Linked DNA regions of Mus musculus: all the other regions are linked to region 3. A link is a loop called in an ENCODE intact Hi-C map of the cell type or tissue named here. Cell type or tissue: gastrocnemius. All regions are shown on one strand.

The links. Peaks named below come from ENCODE experiments on the same cell type or tissue, not always from the same donor. Only the 100,000 strongest peaks of a DNase experiment are listed, where the experiment ranks them.
Region 1: a loop joins it to region 3, with 4 times the contacts of the local background. A loop is called at or near these places in 19 of 42 quality-filtered maps.
Region 2: a loop joins it to region 3, with 2.1 times the contacts of the local background. A loop is called at or near these places in 6 of 42 quality-filtered maps.

Annotation. Positions count from the first base shown.
Region 1 is chr4:137,384,449-137,392,448 of GRCm38, forward strand. It overlaps Gm52681 (a long non-coding RNA gene), which reads left to right and starts at 2,697. Exons shown (of 3, transcript XR_003955130.1): 1 at 2,697-4,455; 2 at 5,032-5,336; 3 at 6,351-6,608. In gastrocnemius, a CTCF peak has its summit at 7,074 (motif pointing left); DNase peaks (open chromatin) are centred at 3,771, 4,050, 4,205 and 5,963; H3K4me3 peaks cover 2,611 bases; H3K27ac peaks cover 3,228 bases.
Region 2 is chr4:137,373,475-137,381,474 of GRCm38, forward strand. No RefSeq gene overlaps it. Among named protein-coding and RNA genes, the nearest start is that of Gm52681, 9.7 kb to the right of the region's middle. In gastrocnemius, a CTCF peak has its summit at 3,345 (motif pointing right); no DNase peak of the experiment used is centred here; H3K4me3 peaks cover 1,398 bases; H3K27ac peaks cover 5,165 bases.
Region 3 is chr4:137,309,599-137,317,598 of GRCm38, forward strand. No RefSeq gene overlaps it. Among named protein-coding and RNA genes, the nearest start is that of Wnt4, 36 kb to the left of the region's middle. In gastrocnemius, CTCF peaks have their summits at 4,093 (motif pointing right) and 6,644 (motif pointing left); no DNase peak of the experiment used is centred here; H3K4me3 peaks cover 802 bases; H3K27ac peaks cover 5,007 bases.

The DNA of each region.
Region 1 (8,000 bases), 75 kb after region 3:
TTTATTTTCAAAATCTAATATTTTAATGTCAAAGAGTTTAATAAATGCTTTATAGTATCTTAAAGGGATCTACTTATTGGCTTATAGATTGATCCTAAAACAGCTACCTTATTAGAAAAGGGAAAAACAGGTTTTCTCCACAAAACGCTTCAAAAACATATTAATTCGTGTGACGAGCTGGTAGGTAAGTTGACTCATGTCCTGATTGTATTGACTAAAAAACTAAATTAAATTCATGTTTTAGATCCATCCTTACTTGTCATTTTTCCAGTTTAGACTAGCTTCTAGCCTTTTAACTTTATGGCAATAGTACATCAGAGACTGTATATTCAGACTTAGTAAAATTAGTCATTTAATAGAGTCATAATGATTTTTCTCCTTTCTTCAGTGTGACCAGCCATTCTAACTCAATCTCAGACTGGTCTAATATTCAGTCCAATGTTAGAGATTCCTATATTCTAAATTACCTAGCAAAGTTAATTCAGAGCACATCCCCCACTTCCCCTAGATCCATAACCTCAGAAGGATTGCTGGCCTTACAGCTAGTAGAAAAAGCTATTAAAGAGCAATTGTTCACTTAATACATTAGTAAAATGGAAGGACCCCCTGACTAATGAATAGAAGGGTCCAGATCCAGTTCTAATTTGGGGTAGGGACTCAGTTTGTGTTTTTTCACGAGATGAAGATAGAGCGCAGTGGCTGCCAGATAAATTAATTTGTTAGATGAACACAGATTCTAAATCTTCTAAAGTATCACCTTGAGGACTAAAATTACTCTTTTGCTTAAAAGTCGGCTTGAGGACTCAGGCTCCGAAAAAGCTACTCTCTGAGCCAGCTCCCCAACAGGAGGCCGGAGACTAGCCTCAGCTTTACAGTTTGCATTTAAATAAAGTACCTAGAGTTCCCCAAAAGAAGTTCTGCTTTCCTACTTTCTCACTGTCTTTCAAGATTTTGTCTTTCAAGCAGGTAAATCAACATTCTCGAGGCGGAGCAGTGGATGTACATCCCCGCCCCCCTAGAGCACACAGGTGGCAGCTGTTACCCCCAGTCTCAGGACATTTCCAGCACGTGGTTTTCAGTCTGAGTTAAAAATTTAGGTTTACCTAGAGGGCTAGAAGAGTAGATATTTCTATATTAATAAAGATTGGTTTTTATTTTGATAGACAGGCTTAGCCCCTTAGCTGACCTCTGGCTTTTCACCCTTGCTGTTACTGCAAGGTGTCCTTAGCTCAATAGGCTGTGGAAAAAACAGGGATGAGGAGGAACGACTTCCAGCTCCTATTTTAGCCACAAATCGTGGTGTTACTAACGACATAATTCTTGCTTAGGCTTTGCTAATCCTGAGGTTGATAATTCTCCTTTAGGAGCTGCACAGCACTCAGAACTGTGCATACTGGTTTGTGATTGTACAAATTCAGTATGGGCACCGCTTGGTGCAGAACTACTGCAAGGGAAGGTCCAGCTTGACCATTTCTGAGTTTCCTGTGAGATAAACCCGGTTTAAAAGAGGTTGGTATCATATTTTGGTTAAAAATAAAAAATATTTTCCGGCTCTACCTCGCCTCCCCAAAAGATACCGAGAGCCACATGTGTGGGTTTTACCAGTACCCACGGGAGGAATCGGGTCCATGTCCACCCAAGCCAAGGTTAAAAGCCCACTCATCTACGGATGAGAAAATCATTTGATCACCTCAGTTAAGCGTTGCCTTATTTAACTTAATCAATAGGGGGGAGAGAGATTGGAGACATACTATTGAAAGGGCAAGCCCTTCACTGCCTCCCACCCAAATAAAAAAGCCAATTGGCCTTGTACTACAAGAGCCGGTCGAACTCCTTCTCCCTGTTTCCCACCTATCATCCAAAAAAGCGGAGAAATATCAACTTAGTGTTATTATAGTGTATTTCACATTTGTTCAGTCAAACTTAGCCAAAGTTCCAACGCCCTACTTAAAATTCAACTAGAAAGTTACCTACCAAGTACTAATTAGCATTATAAAGTCAGAGCCTACAGCTCCAGGCTTTTCAGTTAGTTGTTCACTAAGATAAGAAAGGACAGTCTTAAGCCAGATACAGTTTACCATAAGAAAAGTTAAAGAATCCCAGTGAAGCAAGTTTTTTCTTTAGCCCTAGATTCCAGGCAGAACTATTGAGCATAGAAAATTTTTCCCCCCTCAGGCCAGCTTTTTCTTTTTTTAAATTTTGTTAATAAAAGGGAGGAGATGTAGTCTCCCCTCCCCCAGCCTGAAACCTGCTTGCTCGGGGTGGAGCTTCCTGCTCATTCGTTCTGCCACGCCCACTGCTGGAACCTGAGGAGCCACACACGTGCACCTTTCTACTGGACCCGAGATTATTCGGCGGGAATCGGGTCCCCTCCCCCTTCCTTCATAACTAGTGTCGCAACAATAAAATTTGAGCCTTGATCAGAGTAACTGTCTTGGCTACATTCTTTTCTCTCGCCACCTAGCCCCTCTTCTCTTCCAGGTTTCCAAAATGCCTTTCCAGGCTAGAACCCAGGTTGTGGTCTGCTGGCCGGACACAACAATGGATGGATCATGTTGTCAGTAAATTATGTACACAGCTGGGCAGTGGTGGCGCACACCTTTAATCCCAGCACTTGGGAGGCAGAGGCAGGTGGATTTCTGAGTTCGAGGCCAGCCTGGTCTACAGAGTGAGTTCCAGGACAGCCAGGGCTACACAGAGAAACCCTGACTTGAAAAAAAAAAAACAAAAAACCAACAACAACAACAAAAAAGAAATTATGCACACTATAGAAGAAATTATACACACACTGAAGAAAAATACACACTAGCACAAGTATAACACATCCACAAACCATACCTGGAAGTTTATTAAATTAACTGTGCTTCTGAACACACGACCGAGGAAGGAAATAATTTTCACTGTGTATCTTTCTGGTTTGTTATTTTTAAAAATTTGTTATTTTCACAAGAAGCCAAGAGGAAGATAGATACTTTTCAGGTTTTCCCCTCTGGCCAAAACCTTTCTGAGAGAAGATCCCAAACCCACTTAGGAAAGCACCTTCTCACAGTACCCAGGATCTTCACATGACTGGCATCTAGAAATAAACTTTAAGTTATTAGGGGGTTAATTTCCAAGGTTACTTCTGAGCGACAGCCCAGTTCCACAACCGACCTGCCTTATAAACGCTATCAGTTTCTGGAAACCACTTGCTCAGCACAAAGCTCTTCTCCTCAAGTAAACACTCAAGTTAGTTTTTCCTTTTCCATTGTCCCGAGCACGTTACATCCACCCTCCCCGTTACTATCCTCAACCTCAGCCCTTAATGCAACGGCAAGCCCCGTTACCCACACCAGCAGTTGTTGAATGTTAGAAGTCAACCAGCGTTCCCTCTCCCAATTCTCTCGCTAGCTCCAAGTTATAATTTACTTATTTTGTTTTGCTGTTGTTTTGTTTTGGAGACAGGTTCCTTCAAAATAGCCTTGGCTGGCGTGGGACTCGCCAGGTAACTCAAACCGGCCTCTAACTTGGAGCAATTGTTCTGCCTCTGCCCTTCGAGGGGTGCGATGACCGAGGTGCGCCACCACGCCCTGTTATCCGCTGTACTCTGGCTGCCCTCAGACCCGGTCATCCACCCTCATGGACCTGCAATAAGCTGGAGGAGACCTGCTCAAGGGTTCAAAGATAGGAGGTGCAGCTAGGCTCCAACTCAGCAAAAGACGCCCGGAGTGAGGCCGGGAGCCGCCCAGGAGCAGCGGAAGTGGACTTCCCGCCAGTGGAGGTCAAGGCGGGGCGGGGCACGGAGCAAATATAACACATGGTCCTCGCCCAGGCCAGGACACGGAGGAAGCAGACGGAAGGAAGGAGCGGAGCATCTACCTCCGCAGGGCCCACGTCGTCGTCCGAGTTAATACGAACCAGGAGCCCAAGACCACAGTCCGCTACCGAGTCCGGAAAAGGGACGCCAGCTCTTTATCGCGGGACTTCCGGGTTGTTGCCGGAAGCGGAAGTTGATTGAGGGACTAGCGTAGCGGCAGCGTCGCTCTAGACCTCAACCGTGTCACGCTAGTCTATGGTTTTAACTCGCCTCTTCTCCATGCTTCGGGGCCAAGCGCTGTTTGGGCTTCGCCTTCCTCCGCCCGCTGACCCAGTGGTAAAAAGAGAAGAGATGAGCAGGGATTCCTCTAGTCTCCGAGGCCACACCCTGGAACCTCTGATGCCACTCCAGAAAGACGAAAGGGGTAGTGGCTTGTTCCACCTTGGGTGGGGTCACTCCCGCTGAGGCTTGGCGCGGTCTACTGGACAAGCCCAGTGTCCTACTTTGCTTTCTGTTGCTGTGATAAACACTGTGATTTGAAGCAACCCGGAAAGAAAAGAGTTTGTTACAGTTGACACGTTACAGTCACACCACCCGAGGAAACCAGGGCAGGAGCTCGGAGCCGAAGCCAAGGAGGAACGTTGCTTACTGGTGTGAGGGTGGGTTTTTGTTTTGCTTTTCTTTTGGTTTTTTGTTTGTTTTTTTCTTTTTTAAGTCAAAGATATGGCTAGCCTACAATACTCCGCGAATCTCTAACACCTTGTAAAACCTTCATGTAAAGGAATTCAAATATTTTCACCCCCCCTTCCACCTCAACTAGTAAAACTTTTTTTTGGGAAAGCTCTGCTGCATTCCCAGAATGCCCTTGACCCAGAGCAGCCCAGTTGACCACTCTGCCCTTTCCTTCACGTTGATTATGCATTAGCCAATCAGATGAGGTAATCTCTGCCACCAATGGGGTGAGATTAAGTCACCACTTGCCTTAGAATAAAAGCTAAATGAACTTCGTGCCCATGAACTTCGTGCCCCGGTGTGTTTCCTAGCCTGGTTTAGATCCTGGCATAGACACCTTACAAAGAGAAACTGTTTTGCAGAGTTACTTCCTTGTTATTTAAGTGTTTTTTTGTGCAGCTCCACAAATATTCTTTTCCAACACTAGTTTGCTCTCTTGCTTGTTCGGGTTTTTGTTTGTTTGTTTGTTTTTCTAAAATGCCATGTGTATGATTGTTTCCCAGCGTGTATGTCTGTGCACCACAGGCATGCCTGATACCCACGGAGGCCAGAAAACAAGCAGTGGATCCCATGGAAGTGGACTTAAAGACATTGTGAGACACCATGTGGGTACTGAGAATCTAAGCCAGACCATCTGGAAGGCCAGCTCTTAACCTCTGAACCATTTCCCCAGCCAACTTTCTTATACAGCCCAGGACCACCTTCCTGGTGACAGCACTACTACAGTGGGCCTGGACCTACTATATCAGTTAGCAACGAAGAAAACACCTCGGCTGGGAGGTGTTGGCCCAGCACTAGGGAGGCAGAGGTAGGCTGATGTACAGACTGAGTTTCAGGACATCCAGGGCTACACAGAGAAACAGGGGTAGGGGTATGAATGGGAAAAGGGACTAAGACTCTTCCCTCTGGCCCTGTTCTACCTATGGGAACAACGGAGAGCCCCCCCCTCCTCACCTCTACAATCATGTTTCCACCTCCCGCCACACTCAATCTGGTTTCCCTGCCTGCAGATTGGGAGGGTAGACTCCACCCTAGGCTTCCAGCATTCTCTGTGCACTGCTCCAGCAGACGGTAGGGGTTACCCAGGAGGGACACACTTTGCACTAAAGAGTGGGCCTGATTTTGGAGGTTTAGACATTTGTATGAAAGTACAAATGCTGTGGCTCCGTGCAGAATGCCTGCCCCTCACGGTAAGATTTGCACTGCATGCAGAACCCCACAGTCTTGCCTCCCCATCCTCTCCGGGGACTCCTTTCTTCTTGTGATTTTTGTAAACCTGAAGGGATCGACAGCTGGTCCCCAAGTGTGGTTCTCTTTCCTGAGTCCTGTTCACCCAGGTTCCAGCTCAAATGTAGCATCTTCCATGCAGCCCTTACCATTCCCATCTGCTCAGGAGTGTGCCATCTGTCCCTTTTCATCCTCATGACCGACACCAGCCACCTGGGGAGGTTTTGGCTCATGATGGACCACCTCTGCCACAGTGGGTCTGTGAGATAATGCCACGTAGGCCATCTGCATAGATGGCTGAAATGATGATGGAGGTAGGAGGAGGTAACATGGTGATTAGGACTTGGCAGGGTACTAGGTACAGGAAGCCCATAGGAGTATATTCTAGGATGTGGGAGCAGAGACAGAATCAGCTAAGGACCCATATCCTTGTAATTAAGAGAAGAAGGAAGATCTAGAGAGATGACTCAGGGGCAAAAAGCACTTGCTGCTCTTGCAGAGGACATGGGTTTGGTTCTCAGCACTCATAAGGTGGCTCACACTCATCTATAGTTCTAATTCCAAGGAATCTAATACCTTCTTCTGCACCCCTCAGGTACTATGTGCATGTGGCACACATTCATATATACTGAAGATAGAACGTACACCTAGGATAAAAAAGTAAATGTTCTGGTGAGATGGCTCAGTGGGTAAGAGCACCTGACTGCTCTTCCGAAGGTCAGGAGTTCAAATCCCAGCAACCACATGGTGGCTCACAACCATCCGTAACAAGATCTGACTCCCTCTTCTGGAGTGTCTGAAGACAGCTACAGTGTACTTACATATAATCAATAAATAAATCTTTAAAAAAAAAGTAAATGTTTTTAATTTAAAAATATGTTTTTAAAAGATTCATTTATTTTATTTGTATGGGTATCTTGCTTCCATGCATATATGTATATATATATATGCATGTATATGTATATGTATATGTATATATGCGCACCCATGCCATGTCTGGTGCCATGGACCCCCTGGAACTGGAGTTACAGTTGTGTACTGCCATGTGGATACTGGAAATTGAATCAGGATGCTCTGGAAGAACGGCTGAGCCATTTCTCCAGCCCTGAATACACACACATACACACCTACACACACCTTTTTAAAGGCACTCATGTCTTTTTTTTTTTCTTTTAAGAGTTATGCAAGGCTGAAGAGATGGTTCGGAGATTAAGAGCACTGGCTGCTCTTCCAGAGATCCTGAGTTCAATTCCCAGCAACCATCTGGTGGCTCACAACCGTCTATACTGGGTTCTGGTGCCCTCTTCTGGCATGCAGGTGTACATGCATATAGAGCACTCAAACATAAAATAAATAAATCTTTTAAAAAATTATTTTAAAAAGAAGAGTTATGGGCTGGAGAGATGGCTCAGCAGTTACTGACTGCTCTTCCAAAGGTCCTGAGTTCAAATCCCAGCAACCACATGGTAGCACACAACCATATGTAATGAGATCTGATACTCTCTTCTGGTGTGTCTGAAGACAGCTACAGTGTACTTACATGTAATAATAAATAAATCTTAGGCCCGGAGTGAGCGAATCTGGAGCAGAGGTCCTGAGTTCAACTCCTAGCAGCCACATGATGGCTCACAACCATCTGTATAGTTACAGTGTACTCATATACATTAAATAATTAAATAAGTCTTTTAAAAAAGAGTTATGCGCTGGGCAGTGGTGGCACACACCTTTAACCCCAGCACTTGGGAGGCAGAAGCAGGTGAATTTCTGAATTTGAGGGCAGCCTGGTCTACAGAGTGAGTTCCAGGACAGCCAGGACTACACAGAGAAACTCTGTCTCAAAAAACAAACAAACAAACAAAAAAAAAGAGTTATGCATTTATTTATCAGGCATGTGTGTTACTACTGTTAACTGCTGTTATTAGGATTGAATTTAGAGCTGCTAGCTTTGTGCATGCAAGTGCTGTACTGGTATGCTGGTCCCTGCTCTCTCTTGCTCGCTCTTGCTCTCTCATTCTCTTTCCTTTCCTTCTTTACTTTTTAAAAAAGATTTATTTTATTTTAATGTATATGGGTACAATGTAGCTGTCTTCAGAAGACACACCAGAAGAGGGCATCAGATCCCTTTACAGATGGTTGTGAGCCACCACGTGAGTGCTCGGAATTGAACTCATGACCTTTGGAAGAGCAGTCAGTGCTCTTCACTGCTGAGCCATCTCTCCAGCCCCACCTTCTTTTCTTTTTGAAG
Region 2 (8,000 bases), 64 kb after region 3:
TTAAGGTTTTTATTACATTTATTAACTTATTCATATGAGTGTGCATTTGTACCATGTTGCTCACCTCTCTCTTTCCATCCCGAGAGTCCAGGCCATCGGGCTTGGTACCGATGAGCTATCTCGCAGGCCCTCCTAAGTTGCTTACATCAGAGACTTTGATTGTAGCCACAGGAACAGAAACCAAGTCACCATGTGTCTATATTCTAGCGCCTAGACAAGTCCCAGAAACACAGGAGTCTTGCACAGACATCAGCAAGATGAGTGCTACTCCACGCCCAAGCAGAAAGCCAGCCTCAAGTGAAGCCAGGCTTGCAGCAGATCTTCAGGCCCAAAAGTCATGGTGGCCACCAGGGCAGAAAGGTTTCTCTAGAGTGAGGAAGTAGCTACTGTCCACTCTGCCGGCCACAGCCACGGCTGTGTCGGCTGCTGACCAGACAGAAGACAGGAAGACAAGGCTGATCTGCATTGTGGGCAGGGCAGGGCAGGGCAGGGCAGGACAGGCAAGCAGGCTTCAGAGCAAGTCCCGCACAGGAAGACAAGCAGAACAAAGGGATTGGAAATGTAACAAGAGCAAATGTGACATGGCGCTACCTAGGCTGGCTCACCTCTGGTGACCCTGCTTTCTGCCCTTCTCACTCAGAGAAACTTAACTGCTCCTAGTTTTAAAATCTAAGGCCGGGACTGATCCTGTTGGGCAGTTAGAGCTCAGCCACCAGGGAAGCCAGGGCTCCTGTTTCCTGAGTGTTCACCCTCTTTCCTCAAAGGCAAGATTCCTAAGAACTAAACTGATCTGTTGCCACGGGACAGTTTCTGTTTTGTTTTGCTTGAGTCAGGGGTTTTCAGTTAGCCCTACTTGACCTTGAAGTTGCCTGTCTCTGCCTCTATAGAATTGGGATTTCCTGTGTATGAGCCACCAGTATCCATTATGATACTGTTTGTAAAGGGCCAAACTTTACTTGGGAGGCCGAGGCAGGAGGATTCCTGCAAGTTTGAGGTTAGCCTACTTTACATTAGGTATTCTAGAACAGGTAGGGTTGCATAATGAGACCTTTTCAAACACACACACACACACACACACAGACACACACATACACACACACACACAGACACACACACACACACAGACACACAGACACACACACACAGACACACACACACACAGACACACACACAGACACACACACACAGACACACACACACACACACACACACACAGACACACACACACACAGACACACACACACACACAGACACACACACACAGACACAGACACACACATAGACACACAGACACACACACACAGACACACACACACAGACACACACACACACAGACACACACACACACAGACGCACACACACAGACACACAGACACACACAGACACACACAGACACAGACACACACACACACATACACACACACAGACACACACACACAGACACATACACACACACAGACACACACACACACAGACACATACACACACACAGACACACACACACACACAGACACACACAGACACACACACACACAGACACACACACACAGACACACACAGACACACACACACACAGACACACACATACACACACAGACACACACACAGACACACACACACACAGACACACACACACAGACACACACACACACAGACACACACACAGACACACACACACACACAGACACACACACACACACACAGACACACAGACACACAGACACACACACACACACAGGGTGAGGTGGGAGTAAGGTCTTAATATTTCCAGGGTGAGGTGGGAGTAAGGTCTTAATATTTCCAGGGCACTGGAAATGAGCTACTAATGGTTACAGAAGGTTCCGTTCATACCAAAAACAGAAAATCATGAGCTCCAAGTTAACAGGAGTCAGCTGGAGAAACAAGCAGCAAACACCCAGGACAAGCAGCGGGCTCACTGTCCCAACAAGAGGACAAAGGGACTCTCAGCATTCAGTCCCAAGTTTCCTTAGCTAAGAAAGCAGCCCAGCCACACAGTCACAGCCTGGGGAATGTTTATCGCAACCTTCAAAGCCAAGCTCCAAGAAGACAGCGGCTCAGATTTCTCATAGCCACGGTAGGATCTTGCGTCAAAGGGAGCCTTTGGTGTACCTCTCTGGAGCAGAGGCACGGCAAGCTGAAACAAGCGTTTGTCAGAGATTCTGACTCCAGGGCAACATCTTGGACACCTGAGCTCTGAGCACTGAGGCAGCAGCTTAGAGACGCCTCTGTGCCAGCATTTCCACCATCTCTTCCCTTGCTGTCGGGTCTCAGCCACTGTTCAGCAGATTACAGGAGATCACTAAGGACAGTCCCAGGCCCGGCTGCAGAACCACAGTAGACCATCCTGAGGATGGGAGATGTGGATTTTGGGACCGGGGGGGTGGGGGGGGGTGGGGGGTGCGGGTATGACTTCCTTGTCATGGTCTCAAAATCCTCAACAGTCTTCGTCAAGGCTCTCGGGTAGAACCTGGACCTGGGAAGCCAGCATCAGGACGACTTCTGACTCTTCAGCCACCTTGTCATTTGGCCATGACCTCATTTGACCATCTGGACTGCTCTTATTTCTTGAGTCTCCATCCTAGAACTGGGGCAGGGGTAGGGGTAGGGCGGGGGGTGGGGGATGCATTTCAGATTCCAAAGCACAGAGCACAGAGCAGAGCAAAGTGGAGGTCAACAAGAGCAGACCAGAAGGGCTGCTGAGCCACCCTCCTCTCTTGGATCTGTACCCCGGCCTGATGGGGTTTATTCATAAAGCCACCACAAAGTCTATTTTTATTTCGCTGCTTGCTGAATCATTAGAGGCAGTTGAGAAAATGTGTTAATCCTGGCTGAGAGCTGGAGGTTTTTAAAGTGCAAAGGAAGACGAACGATGACCTTTTTGTTAGTTTGTTTGTAGCCAGGGTCTCATTAAAGAGAGGCACATTTGCCACTGTGCCTCCCTTAAGAATCCTGGCCTTGCTAGCAACTTGTACCCATTTCTCCCTCCTACTATGCTAAGTTTAACACTAGGTTAAGGGAAAAAAAAAAAACCTAACAAAACAAAAAACCACCCCACATGGATAGAAGTATGAAAATCAAAGCCAGAAATTGTGGCACACACTTTTGATCCCAGTACTCAGAGGCAGAGGTAGAGGCAAGTGGTGGATCTCTGAGTTCGAGGCCAGCTTGAGCTACAGAGGAAGTTCCAGAACAGTCATATCTACATACAGAAAGTGTCTCAAAAAACAAAACAAAAAGATGTGTGTGTGTGTGTGTGTGTGTGTGTGTGTATACACATGCACGTGAGACACTGCAAATTTGTGTGCAAACCCAAAAAGGCCAGAAGAGGGCATCATATCTCCTGTCTCAGATAGTTGTAGGCAAGGGTACTAGGCATTCTCTTAACTCTGAGCCAACTCTCCATCCTGATCTTGAACTTCTCTGATCCTGCCCCAAGCTCCTGTGGAGCTCAGAGCTTCCTGTACTAGGCCAGCACTCACTCCCTTAGCCTCCCTCCCATCTCCTTCCCCAAGCCCTTGTAAGGGAACATTGTTGGCCAGGTCTGAGATAACGTGATGAAAGGAGGAAATGTTCTATTCACTTACATCCACTTACATCTACTTGGCTGTTCTTTGTTCTTGTTTTAACTGTTCTCCAGCTGTTTTGTGCTGGAAGAACGGCAAGAGCTTATAATAAACAAATCAATCAGTCAGTCAATCAACAAACCCCTGCCATTGAGACCATCCGGATGTTTCAGAGGTACAGGTGCTCGCCACCAAGCCTGACAATTGGACCCACATGGTGGAAGAAGAGAACTAACTCCCATTAAGTGGTCCTCTGATTTCCACACACAAACTGTGACACCCCCATGTGTGTGAGCATGCACACACACACAACAACACATACATACACACACACACACACACACACACACCACACACACATACATAAATACGGTTTTAAAAAGCATAGCTTCTATAGTGATGCTGTTTTTCAAATCATGTCTTTCATTCACATGGCCCCAATGAACTACCCACTCCCTAATCTTCATAGCAGGAATGCTGGCATTTAAAATTCCTTCTCCCTCAGACAGTTGCTCAGGTTTGTTTCCTAGGCAACAATTGACACAGTCAAAAATCATTAACAGTGGCTAGGCCTGGTGGCCCACGCTGATGGCCCTGGCCTTTGGAGGACAGAGGGAGGAGATCAAGGCCATCCTCTGCTACACAGGCCAGCCTTTGCTACAAGGGACCCTGTGTCCAAAACAAACTGGCCAGCCATGGTAATCCCTAGTGGATCTCTGTGAGTTTAAAGCCAGTCTGGCCTGCACATGAATTCCAAGTCAGGTAGGACTACACAGTGAGACTCTGTCTCACTGTCATAGTTTCTCATTTGGTGCTGTGACGAAAGATTCAATTTTTAAGGCTGGGCATGGTGGGGTACACCTTAAATCTCAACACTCAGGATAGAGGCAGAAGATAGATCTCTATTAGTTCAAGGCCAGCCTGGACTACAAAGCTCAGAATAGACGGGCTGTTTCATGGTCAAGGGTTGTCAGGGTCCTGGTGTCTCTTCATAGCAATACAACCCTAAGATAGGCAGTCAATGCTCTTAAACACTGAGTCATCTCTCCAACTCCATATGATGAAATAATCTGATAGGAGCTGGAGAGATGGCTCATCGGTTAAGAGCACTGACTGCTCCTCCAGAGGTCCTGAGTTCAAATCCCAGCATCCACATGGTAGCTCACAACCATCTGTAATGAGATCAGATGCCCTCCTCTGAAGGCAGCTCCAGTGTACTCCTATACATGAAATAATTCTTTTTTAAAAAAGTAAGCCTTAAAAAATATTCTGATGAAAGCAACTTAAGGAGAACCATGTTCTGGCTTGTGGTTCAAGGGTCCATCCATCACTGTGTGTAAGTGGAGGCTGCAGGAGCATGAAGCAGATGGTGACATCTTAGTCACAATCAGAAAAAGAGCAGTGAATGCAGGCTGTCCAGAATTCCAGACAGAGGACAGTGCTGTCCATTGTGTCCATCTTCCTACCTCTATTAAGGCAATGAAAATAATCCCCACTGACATGCTCAGAGACTCACCTCCCAGGTGACCCTAGATTCTGTCAAGCTGACACTTAACATTAACCATCATAGTTACTAATACTCACTACCTGTCCTGCATTAAGTACTTTTTTAAAAAAAGATTTACTTATTTATTATATGTAAGTACACTGTAGCTGTCTTTAGACACACCAGAAGAGGGTGTCAGGTCTCACTGTGGATGGTTGTGAGCCACCATGTGGTTGCTGGGACTTGAACTCAGGACCTTCAGAAGAGCAGTCAGTGCTCTCACCCACTGAGCCATCTCTCCAGCCCATTAAGTACTTTTTAAAAATTTGTATGTGTGTGAGTCCATACCTACATGAGCACACATTGGCCCTCAGAGACTAGAGGCATCAGATTGCCCCAGAGCTGAAGTTACGATATACACATGGTTGCCCAGAGTGAACACTGGGAACTGAACCCAGATCTGCAAGAGCAGTCAGTACAGGCTCTTAACGGTTCGCCAGTCCCAGCGGACCACTTCTTAGCCCCTGGTGTTACTAAGCTGCTCTTGAGTTTCCCTGACCCACTTTCTGAAGTTTGAATTGATTCTAGTCCCCATTCTTGGATATTCCTGGAACACAGGACAGACAGTTCTCATTATCTGGCCTTAGCCCACTGAGCAGAGTGGGCTCGTTCCTCCTAAAGTTGTGAGTAATCTGGAATGAGAGGCAGAGGCAGGGCAGAGGGCTCCTTCTTAGATTACATCTCTCATTTGTTATGTGAGGGTATCTGTGGAGGCCAGGGGACAGTTTTGGGGAGCTTGTTCTCTCTGTCTAGCATGCAAGTTCCAGGGGCTGAACTCCCCTCGTCAGGCCTGGCAGCAGGCGCCCTCACCCACTGAGCTGGCTCACCAGCCTGTGGGTACTGCTAGTTTAAAAGTGGTCTGTGTGGCTAAAGAGATGCTCCTCCAGCTTCAGGGGGTATCTGATGCCTCTGGCCTCCGAGGGCATCTGCACAACTATGTACATACACACATAAATAAAATAAAATTAAACCCACACAAATCGTTTTAAAAGGTGAAGTGAATTAAGTAAAAATCTAAAACAAAAATTTTTTAAATGTAAACTCAAAGAATGGCTTGTATTGCTGAGGGAGTCATGGGTTGGAAACTTGGTTCCCAACAATGCTAGGAGAGACCTTTAAGAGGTAGGGCCTGGCCAAATGTAATGGTACATCCTGTAACCCCAGCGCCCAGGAGGTAGAAGCAGGAGGATTAAAAGTTCCAGGTCAGTCTCCACTTCATACCAAGTTGAGGACAGCCTGAGCTTAAAAAATTGCATAAAGATAATAAGGCCTGGCAGACAATTAGGTCACTGCGTATGGCACTACCCTTAGGTAGGATTAATGCTACTTTCCTGGAAATGGTTGTCTTAACTGTTTTGAGACTGTGTCTGTAGTGCAAGCGGGTCTCAGACTGACTTTGTAGCAGAGATGACCTAGAACTTCTGATCCTCTGCCCTTCCCCAAGTGCTAAGACTGCAGCCTTCGGCTAGCACGCCCACTTCGGCTAGCACGCCCACTGCAACCTTCGGCTAGCACGCCCACTTTATGCAGTTCTGGGATCAAAACCTCTCCTGGATACTGGTTAATCACTCTACCATAATTGAGCCACGTTCCTGCTACAGCTTGTTCTTTATTATCTATTTGTTTATTGTTTCCTTTTTTAAAAAGATTTAGCCGGGCGTGGTGGCGCACGCCTTTAATCCCAGCACTCGGGAGGCAGAGGCAGGCGGATTTCTGAGTTCGAGGCCAGCCTGGTCTACAAAGTGAGTGCCAGGACAGCCAAGGCTACACAGAGAAACCCTGTCTCAAAAAAACCAAAAAAAAAAAAAAAAAAAAAAAGATTTATTTGTTTTATGTATATGAGTACAGTATAGCTGTCTTCACACACACCAGAAGAGGGCATCAGATCCCATTACAGATGGTTGTGACCAGTCTGGCCTCAAACTCAGAAATCCACCTGCCTCTACCTCTCGAGTGCTGGGATCAAAGGTATGCGCCACCATGCCCGGCATGAACCTCTTTTTTAATAAGGTGTTTTGGGTCTGATATTTTTATAGTCAGAAGATAAAACAAAACAGCACCATGGGGATTTTAGATTAAAAAAAAATTATTTAGTCACCGAAAGGGTGAATGAAATCGGTAGGAAAATAAGATTCTCGGGTACAACCTAAGTGTCCATCAACTGGTAAATCATTAAAGTGCTATTAGCTATTCAGAGGAATTCCATGCAGCCCTGCAACAAATGAAGGAAAGCCCACAAGGCTACACCACCCACAGCATATCAGGACATAAACATACAGACCAAGAGCTCGATGAAACTGTCAGGTGTTAGCAACCAGCCATCTCTACAACCTGCCCCTAGGAACCAAAGGACATTCCAATTCCCCAAACCCCAAAGGCGTCCATATCCAGGAGTGAGCTCAGTCTGGACTCTAGGAAGATTTCTGGTGGGTAGTAAAAGCCAGCGTTCCCCAGGAGCTCCCGGATCTGGTTCCCATCTACCAAAGGGATGCCCGGGGGATGGGATCCCTGGCTCCCTTGGAACCGGCAGTAGGTTTGTATGACTACCTGTGGTGCCTATCAGCAGAGTGTGTGCTGGCCTCCAGGCCCCTCAGTATCTCAAGTACCTGTTACACGTTTCAAAGGCCACACTAGTATCCTACCTTCCCTCCAGTTCCCTTCCCGCAGCTACTCATTATCCTTAGAACCCTGCTATTCTTGATATGCTCATGTTCTGTGTCTGTGTCTCTCTCTCTTTCCTCTACGCCCTGCCCTAGCCACAGTTTATAGGCTGTGCTCAGTCTACTTCTTTCTCTCTGCTCTGGACTCTTCCACAGGCCTCTGGCTGTTCTCTCTCTATTATCTATAATAAAAACCTTCCCCTTAACCAT
Region 3 (8,000 bases):
GCCAATGGGGCAGGCTGAGGATGATCTTGCGATCCTGGCTTTACATGATCTTAAGAGTTACTGTGAAACCTAAACACGATCAGATTACTGTTCATCTCCCCTGATCTTTCCCTCTCCTGAAGATATGCTCTGCCCACTCTGACAGAAGCACCCTGTGTCAGTGGGGACAATCCTAGAAGGCTTTAAGCCAGGCCAGAGCAAGACATCGGGAGCACAGCTCTCCCCTCACCTTCAGTCTTCCAAGGACTTTAGGCCTGAACCTTCAACAAAAACCTGCTTCGGGAGAGCCTGCTGTGCTGTAACCAAATCCAAGGATGTATGACCCAGGTTAGTCCTGCCCCTCAGTGAGCGTTAGTCAAACTCAAGCTGTCCTCTCAGAAACTGAGGGACTGAAGAGAACCCTGTATATAAAACCTTCTCTAACACATGCACGCAAGGACTAGGGATACAGCTTAGCTAACAGTGCATTTGCTTGCCTAGTGTGCACCAGGCTTGGATTCCCAGCACAGCATAAATCAAGCATGGCAGCACATGACTCCTTGGGAGTGGAAGTAGCAGCCTCTGAAGTTATCTATCCACAGCCAGCAGAGACAGCTCAGGTTGTTGGGAGTAATATTCACCTGTAATCCCAGGATCTGAAGACAGAGACAACTGGATCTATGTGATTTCAAGGCCAGCCTTCTCTACATAGTAAGTTCCAGGACAGCCCAAGCTATTAAAATTGGGTATGTGTGTGGGGGAGGGGCGGGAGGGATTAAGAAGGTAGTGTCAACCGGAACCAATGGTATTTAGATCTCCTGGCAGCGCCTCACAGGGCACACTGCTCAATTTGCCCAGGGTAAGTAGGCAGTAGTGCAGAGCAAAACTGAAGAACCATGATCTACAGGAGTCACTTCATGCTAGCTTTTGCTTCTGTAATGGGGTTCTACCACACAAAGCAAATACCCCAAACAGAACCTGGGTCTCTTAAACTCCCAGAGCTTCCTCCAGTGGTGTTGTCAGGGCAGTGGGAGAAGTGGAAGGGAACACCAGGGGGAAAAAAAAGAAAGAAGAAAAAAGAAAGAAAACTTGTGTAGCAGAAAGCCCAACCAGGGCTCAAGCTGTCAGCCAAGGCACAGTCCTGAGCAGCAGAAGCACTAAGTGCAAACTCGGCGGCTGCCAGTTACACTGTTCCCATGGAAGGCAGGCGGGGTGAGGTAGGGGGCAAGGATTACCAGGTACTGTCCACTCTGCTGCAGGTGGGAGGCTGGATCTAACTCCAGTACCTCTATGCCCTCGGTCAATAGGAGAGGGCATCCTTGCAGAAGCGTTCAGAATCGAGCCCCAAATCCCCTTCCACCAGACCAGGACAGTCTTCAGTGCTCCACAAAGGCCACCTCAGGGCTCCAGGGTAAGTCCAAAGCTTCAGGCATATTCCCCACACCTTCAGAAGTAAGTGGAGACAGAAAGAGGCAGGAACTGAGAACGCTCCCTCCCGCGCAGCCCGAGGGCAGGAGCCGACAGACTCCTCTGACCCTACGTGGCAGTGGTGCCCACCCCCTTCACGTCCTGACATAAAGCAATTCTCTACTCTCAGCAAAGCACAGCTACTTCCATCTCACACAGGAAAATGTTTATCTGCCTTGAGTCAGAGACCAAGGGAGCAGCAGAGCCAAACTTAGGCCCTAAGCCTCGGTATGCAATCTGCACAGCACCACGACGTCAAATTGTCTAACTTTACTCTCACTAGCTCCCTGCCCTTCTCCTCAGGGATGAGACAGGGTCACGCAAACCCAAACAAAGTTTGAGTTCCTCTGTTAGGAAAGATGCAGCTCCATTCTCCTGTCTGTCATCTTAATTCAGAACAAACAAATTTAGAAAGGGATGGAGACAGGTTTTTAGAACCAAATCTCCATCCTTGGGTACTCACCGAGGCCCAGCCTCCCAAGAACTAGAGTTGCATGGCTACACCACTACACACAAAGTCACTTCAAGATACTGAAAAACTGGAAACTCGTCTTTCCCCTTTTCCCCAGTGCTGAGAATCAAACCCAGGGCCTTGGGAAAGCCAGGTGACTGCTTCCCACTTAGCCACACCCTCAGCCCTCAACACGCTAAGCCAGTGGCTCTCAACCTTCCTAATGCTTTGACACTTTATATTCCTTATGTTGTGGTGAGCCCCACCCATAAAACGATGTGTTGCGATTTCATAACTATAATTGTGCTGTTATGAATCATACTTTTGGATATAGAGGTCTGTCAAGGGGCTTGCGATCTACAGGTTGAGAACCTCTGCTCTGAGTCATGAAGAGAAAGGGGGCCTTACTCTTGTGCTAGCCCTAAAGCACCTTTCCCATACCTTCCCTGTTCCAATGCTTTGTTGGCTGGCCCTGGCCACTGCTGAGATGCTAAGGATACAGTTTTCAGCCGTACGATTAGTCACACAGATTTCACTTCTACAGAATACTCGCCAAACCCGCAGGTTCCAAATCAGACAGACCTACTATGCTCTGACTCTGGCGGCGGGCAGGAGGCCCTCTGTCAGTGAGGATTATCCACTTCACAGGCTGTTACAGACATCGGTGTGATGCACGGTCCGCACTCAATCAGCACAGCTATCATCCCACCCAGCAAACACGTGGCAGTTCTTTTATGGCCCTCTGAGAGCCAGCGCTTCACTGTGCACACCTGTTCCCATAATATGCTGGCGCAGGACTGCTGGCTACCTCTCAACACGCCCAGCCTCTCCCATCCTTAGAAATCCTTAGCCGTGCACCTAACTCATGCACCTACATACACTCATATATCACATTATTACCGCATGCCAATTATAAAAACAACAAAATGTCACTGTTGGGGAGCAGCTGGGCAAGCAACTACCACTGAGCTTTGCCCCAGCCCTGAAGCATCATTTTCTGCAGAAGCTTTCCTGCTTTATTCCACCCCGCTTATCCACAGCTAACCCTGATTTCTCCTGCACTTATTCAGTACTCCCCTGCTTCCTTTCATTCTATGACAGCTTTCATCCCAGTTTCTATCTCAAAGGCCTCTCGGCAACTTTCTACACAAAAGCCATTTGGGAGCTGTCTGGTATTTAGTATAACTTCTTACTCACTCCTTCCAGAGGATCCTTTTGCTAGCCAACCTGAGAAAGATGGTCCTTGTCATTCTGAGACACAGAAAACCACACAGCTTGTCTGATCTTCACACACTGACTATCCAAGGACATCAAAAAGGACAGAAACCATCTCAGAGAGCCAGATCTCTGGAACTCATCAAGAACTACATACTGCACACATGATGTGCTTGTATGAAATGCGTTAGGGAGAAATAACCACCCCTCATCTCAGGCTCATCCTAAGAAAGTGAAACTGGTAATATTCTTCTCAAGAAAAACAAAAAACAACAAAAAAAACCACACTGAATCTGGGGCTGGGGTTCCTGCTCAATTGGTAGAGCGCTCCTCATCTACCATGTACAAGCCCCCAAGTGTGATCTTCGGCACTGCGTTAAGTGTGGCAGTCCAACCCTATAATCACAGCGTGCAGGAGAAAGAAATCTTTCTCAGCTATATAGAAAGTTCAAGGTCAGCACAGGATCCAAGAGACCTTGCCTGCAATTCATGAGCTCTGCCTCAAGAAAGAACAAACGAGTCAATAGCTGGCCAGAGGAAATATGAAGTATCTGACACACACACCAGTGGTGCCAGTCTGTGTGTACCATGTGTGGTCCCCTGCAATGCAACTCTACAAACTACTTATAGTGCACAGCAGGGGCTATGGTCTCACTACCGAAGTATCAAAGGTATTCATAACACTGTCCCAAGACTGTATAGCAGTCAAGGCTCTGCACAATTTCCCTAAGTTAGAAGTTCCATAGATTTTATAACTTGATAGTCTGTGGAATTTCTAGACTAAGTCTTAACTTCTTGAAGAATTCACTAGTTTTCCCAGTGCAGCAAGGTACTATAAAGTCAGCTCCATGACTTTCTGTCATTGATTCAAAAAAAAAAAAAGAAAAAGAAAAAGAAAAATCCCAGTAAGGAACTGGTATCCAAATTAGAGTGTAATCTGGAGTGAATTGTCAGAGTTTTAACCTAAATTTACCACTAGATGGAGCTAATCTCAACCATCTAAGAAACTCTTGTCAAAAACTGGCACCAAAATTTAAAATCTCTCTCTATAATCGTTTTGAAGCACTAGACAGTGTGGTATTAGCACAGGCCTTTCCGAAGCTCTGAACTCATGACCACAAAGCACAAATGAAGCTTTTCAGTTTTAGGCTTAGAGCTCACTAACAACCCTCTATTTTCTGCCTCTAGAACTGGCCCAATACCTCATTTATAGCTAGCTAACCACAGTCAAGACACGGGAGCTCAGACTCTACCATAATCAAATACTAATTGATTGTCAAACTAACCCACAAAAGTGGGCACTACTGTTAAATTCCTTACAGCTAAAACTCAACCCTACACCAGGCAGTGGTGGTGTACAACTTTTAAGAGACAGAGGCAAGGAGCTGAGTTCAATGCCAGCCTGGTCTACAGAGCAAGTCTCAGGACAGCCAGGGCTACACAGAGAAACCCTCTCTCAAAAAGCAAGCAAGCAAGCAAACAAAAAACTCAGCCCTAAATAATAATAAAATTCAATGGGGAGACCATGAACAACAGGACAAAGCAGCCGTTGTTTCAATACTTTTCCCAGAAGCCCACCTTGGCTTAATGAGGACAGTTTCCACTCATATTCATCTCTAACATTAATCACCTGGAATCTGCTACTGAGTTCCCTCTGCAGGGTGAACTGAAATATTACTGAGAAGAAAATAATACCGACTTCCCAAATAAAAGTCTAGACAAGCGCACCATCAGGTACTACAAAGTGCTTTTGCTAAAAGCACTCACTTCACACTCGCTCCCAACTCAAACAGGGCAGAGGTCGGCCGACCTTCACCCTACCCAGTTTCCAGGTCAAAACGCTGCCGAACTCTACTCAGAAGCACCCTAGTCTCTGTCTGTCTGGCCTACCAGCGGTACGATCTCATTCTCCTTGGAGGCTTAAGACACAAAGAGTAACTGAGACGCCTCGCTGTCAGCTTTTACAGCGTCCTGTTCCAGACCCCCATAAAGGCACCTGGAAGTCTTCAGTCACTGTCATAAACCAGCAGTTACTTTGGACTGCAGACCATCAGCGCCTGCCAAACAGATCACACCAGGATGAGATCATCCCTAGCAGGGGCCATCAACTCTGGGAACCAGAACAGGGCCTCAGGTATTAACTTCACCAAATCACCCAGCAGAACCTGACTCACTGACCAATCAGACCACACCTTGACCAAAAGCTTAATTATGCATCCCTCCCTACCTCCCAACTCTTCCTATTTCTTTAAAGCTTCAGTCATTACACGCCCCGCCTCCCCCGTCCCCCTTACCACCTCCCTGCCCCGCCAAGCCCCCAGGATGGACTTGGAGTCAACATACCCCTTTTCAGTATTTACCAACATGGCCTTGCTAACTTTCTTTTTTCACTATTCATACCTTTGGTTGGTATATGGGGGTGGGGGTGTTGAATGGCTGAGATTAACATATTGGGCCTCCCGGTATCAGATTGAATACTCCAGGGAAAGTAGTCTAACAATAAGCATACATAGAGCTACTTTACAGGCCAGAGGGCAGCTCCTTAGGATGAGCACTTCAGCTTATCTGCCTACAGACAGTGGCCAGGGGCTAGAGCTCACAGGAAATGCTGCTGAATAGGATGCCTTTGATTCATACTCTAATAGGTAATGGAGTATTCACCTTTACCTTCAAAACCTGTCCTTTCTATTTCAGAAGAAGAACGCAATGCAGACCCATGACACACTTACTGCAGGGTTTTCTTTACATCCTGGCCACATTAGTCTGCACAATTATTTTAAACCTCCCCTATTAAACATATATTTCAGTCTTCCTCCAACACAGGACTCTAATGTATATTATCTTTAATAGGCAAGTATCTACTGTCTCTCGAGTTCTCAATGGTGCACTCCAGTGAAAGTAGTCTCTAACAATAGCATACTTTACAGGCCACAGACAGTCGCTCCAGAGCAGCTCATTAGGATCACCACCTCATGAAAGAAAGGCTTATGTGTGCCTGAGGGTCAGTGATTCCTATGGAGAGCAGAGTGTGGCCGGGGACCATCCTGTCAATAGCTGGCTCTAATGTCCACACTACCCAAAGGCAGCAAGACAGTATGAAGCGAGTCCAGGAAAAGGATGTGGAAAGCAGTGCTCAGCACTGAGGAGTCTGGGGTTGCCCTATTACTCAAACCTGGAGCCAAGAACTTGAAGGTAAACACTGATGACGGAAGGTCAGAGATGTGGGCCCAGATGCAATACAGTTGTGTAAGGTGTCTAAACTGCCTCTTTTTCTTCACCACACACAGAATTAGCAGATTACATAAACTACAAAATATAAAGACTGTGGAAGGACCACAGAACTGCTTGGCCACCTAGCTGTCCTTAAGCCTGTTTTAAACTCTCCTTCCTAAAGTAACAACCACCTCAGCAGAGGAGGAGCTTTGCTCCATAGTTTAGAGCACTAGCTACACCTTCAGGGACCTAGGTTCAACTCCTACTACCCATTCCTCCAGTCCCAGGGTGATCTGACGCCCTCTTCTGGCATCCCCAGACACTACACGCATGCAGTGCACAGACACATATGCAGGCAAAACACCCAAACATAAAAATATGAGAAACTGGATGTGATAGTGCACGCCTTTAATCCCAACAGTTGGGAGGCAGAAGCAGGAGGAATTCTATGTATTAAGGTCAGCCTGGTCTACAAAGCAAGTTCCAGGCCAGCCAGAGCTATACAATGAAAACCTTGTTTCAAAAAAAAGGAAAGAGAAAGAAAGGGAGAGTGGGGGGAGACAAGATTACTAGTGCAGTTACACTGTCCTTCAAAGTCCTATGGGGGTTGAAAATGGCCTACATACCAATCATGCCTTCCAGATGACTATGGGTACTACAGCACACACAGCAAACAGAGTGAACAAAGCAACCTATGCGGTATCCAGATGAAACCCTTTAACCTGCCTGCTTACACAGACACTGCTTGACACTCATTCTCCAGTTTCTCCAATGTGAGACATGGCCTCACTAAACATGGGAAATAAATGTGTCATGGTATGCACACAAGCAAGCCTTTGGCTGGACTGAGAGCAGTTCAAAGTAGGATGAGACCACATGGTCATTCAAGAAGAGGTAGCTGTTAAAACTGTAAGGGAAAGAAACTTCCAACTAGCAGGCGTTAGCTACTTGATTCTCTGCTATATTCTACAGTGAAGTAAGCATTTTGTTTTATTGTTTTGTTTTGTTTTTTTTTATAGGGAGAATCTATGTAGCCCTGGCTGTGCTGATACTGTGTAACCAGGCTGGCCTCATACACAAATCTGCTTCCTGGGATTAAAGGTGTACACCATGCACAGCTTGCATAAAGTACTTTTGAATACACTATTAAATTACCAAATAATTGAGAAATAATGAACAGCATTTTGAGTTATCTTATTAGCATCTTTTTTGCATCCTCCAAGCAACAGAATGAGAAAATTCAAATGTATGTTGAGTGTGGCCCCCCCTCCCACCCACAACATGCTGCAGCCCTTGAGAAGTCCACTCATGGGTAGTCATTGCTCTCTAGAGCTAGGTCTGGGATAAATACAGAGCCCAACCTGAACCTGGAGGTGTGTGCAAACACTCCAACAGCAAGAGGATAAACACTATAGTAAACGACTGTCCTTGCAGTTTACACATGAAACGAAGCTTTTAAGAGGTGGGGGCACTTTGCAAAGACTCACAGAAATGCCTTAAGCAGCAGTGGAAACACACACACACTCTCGTGGAGATATCCAGTTTTTCTGTGTAATTACGTCGTCCTATGCTCTGAAGCTGGGTGAGCACCGGGAATGGTTGACAGAGAACAAGGAAACCTAAACCAGGAGTGGGACTGGAAGCCCCTTTCCTCATATCAGAGCCTGATGAATCG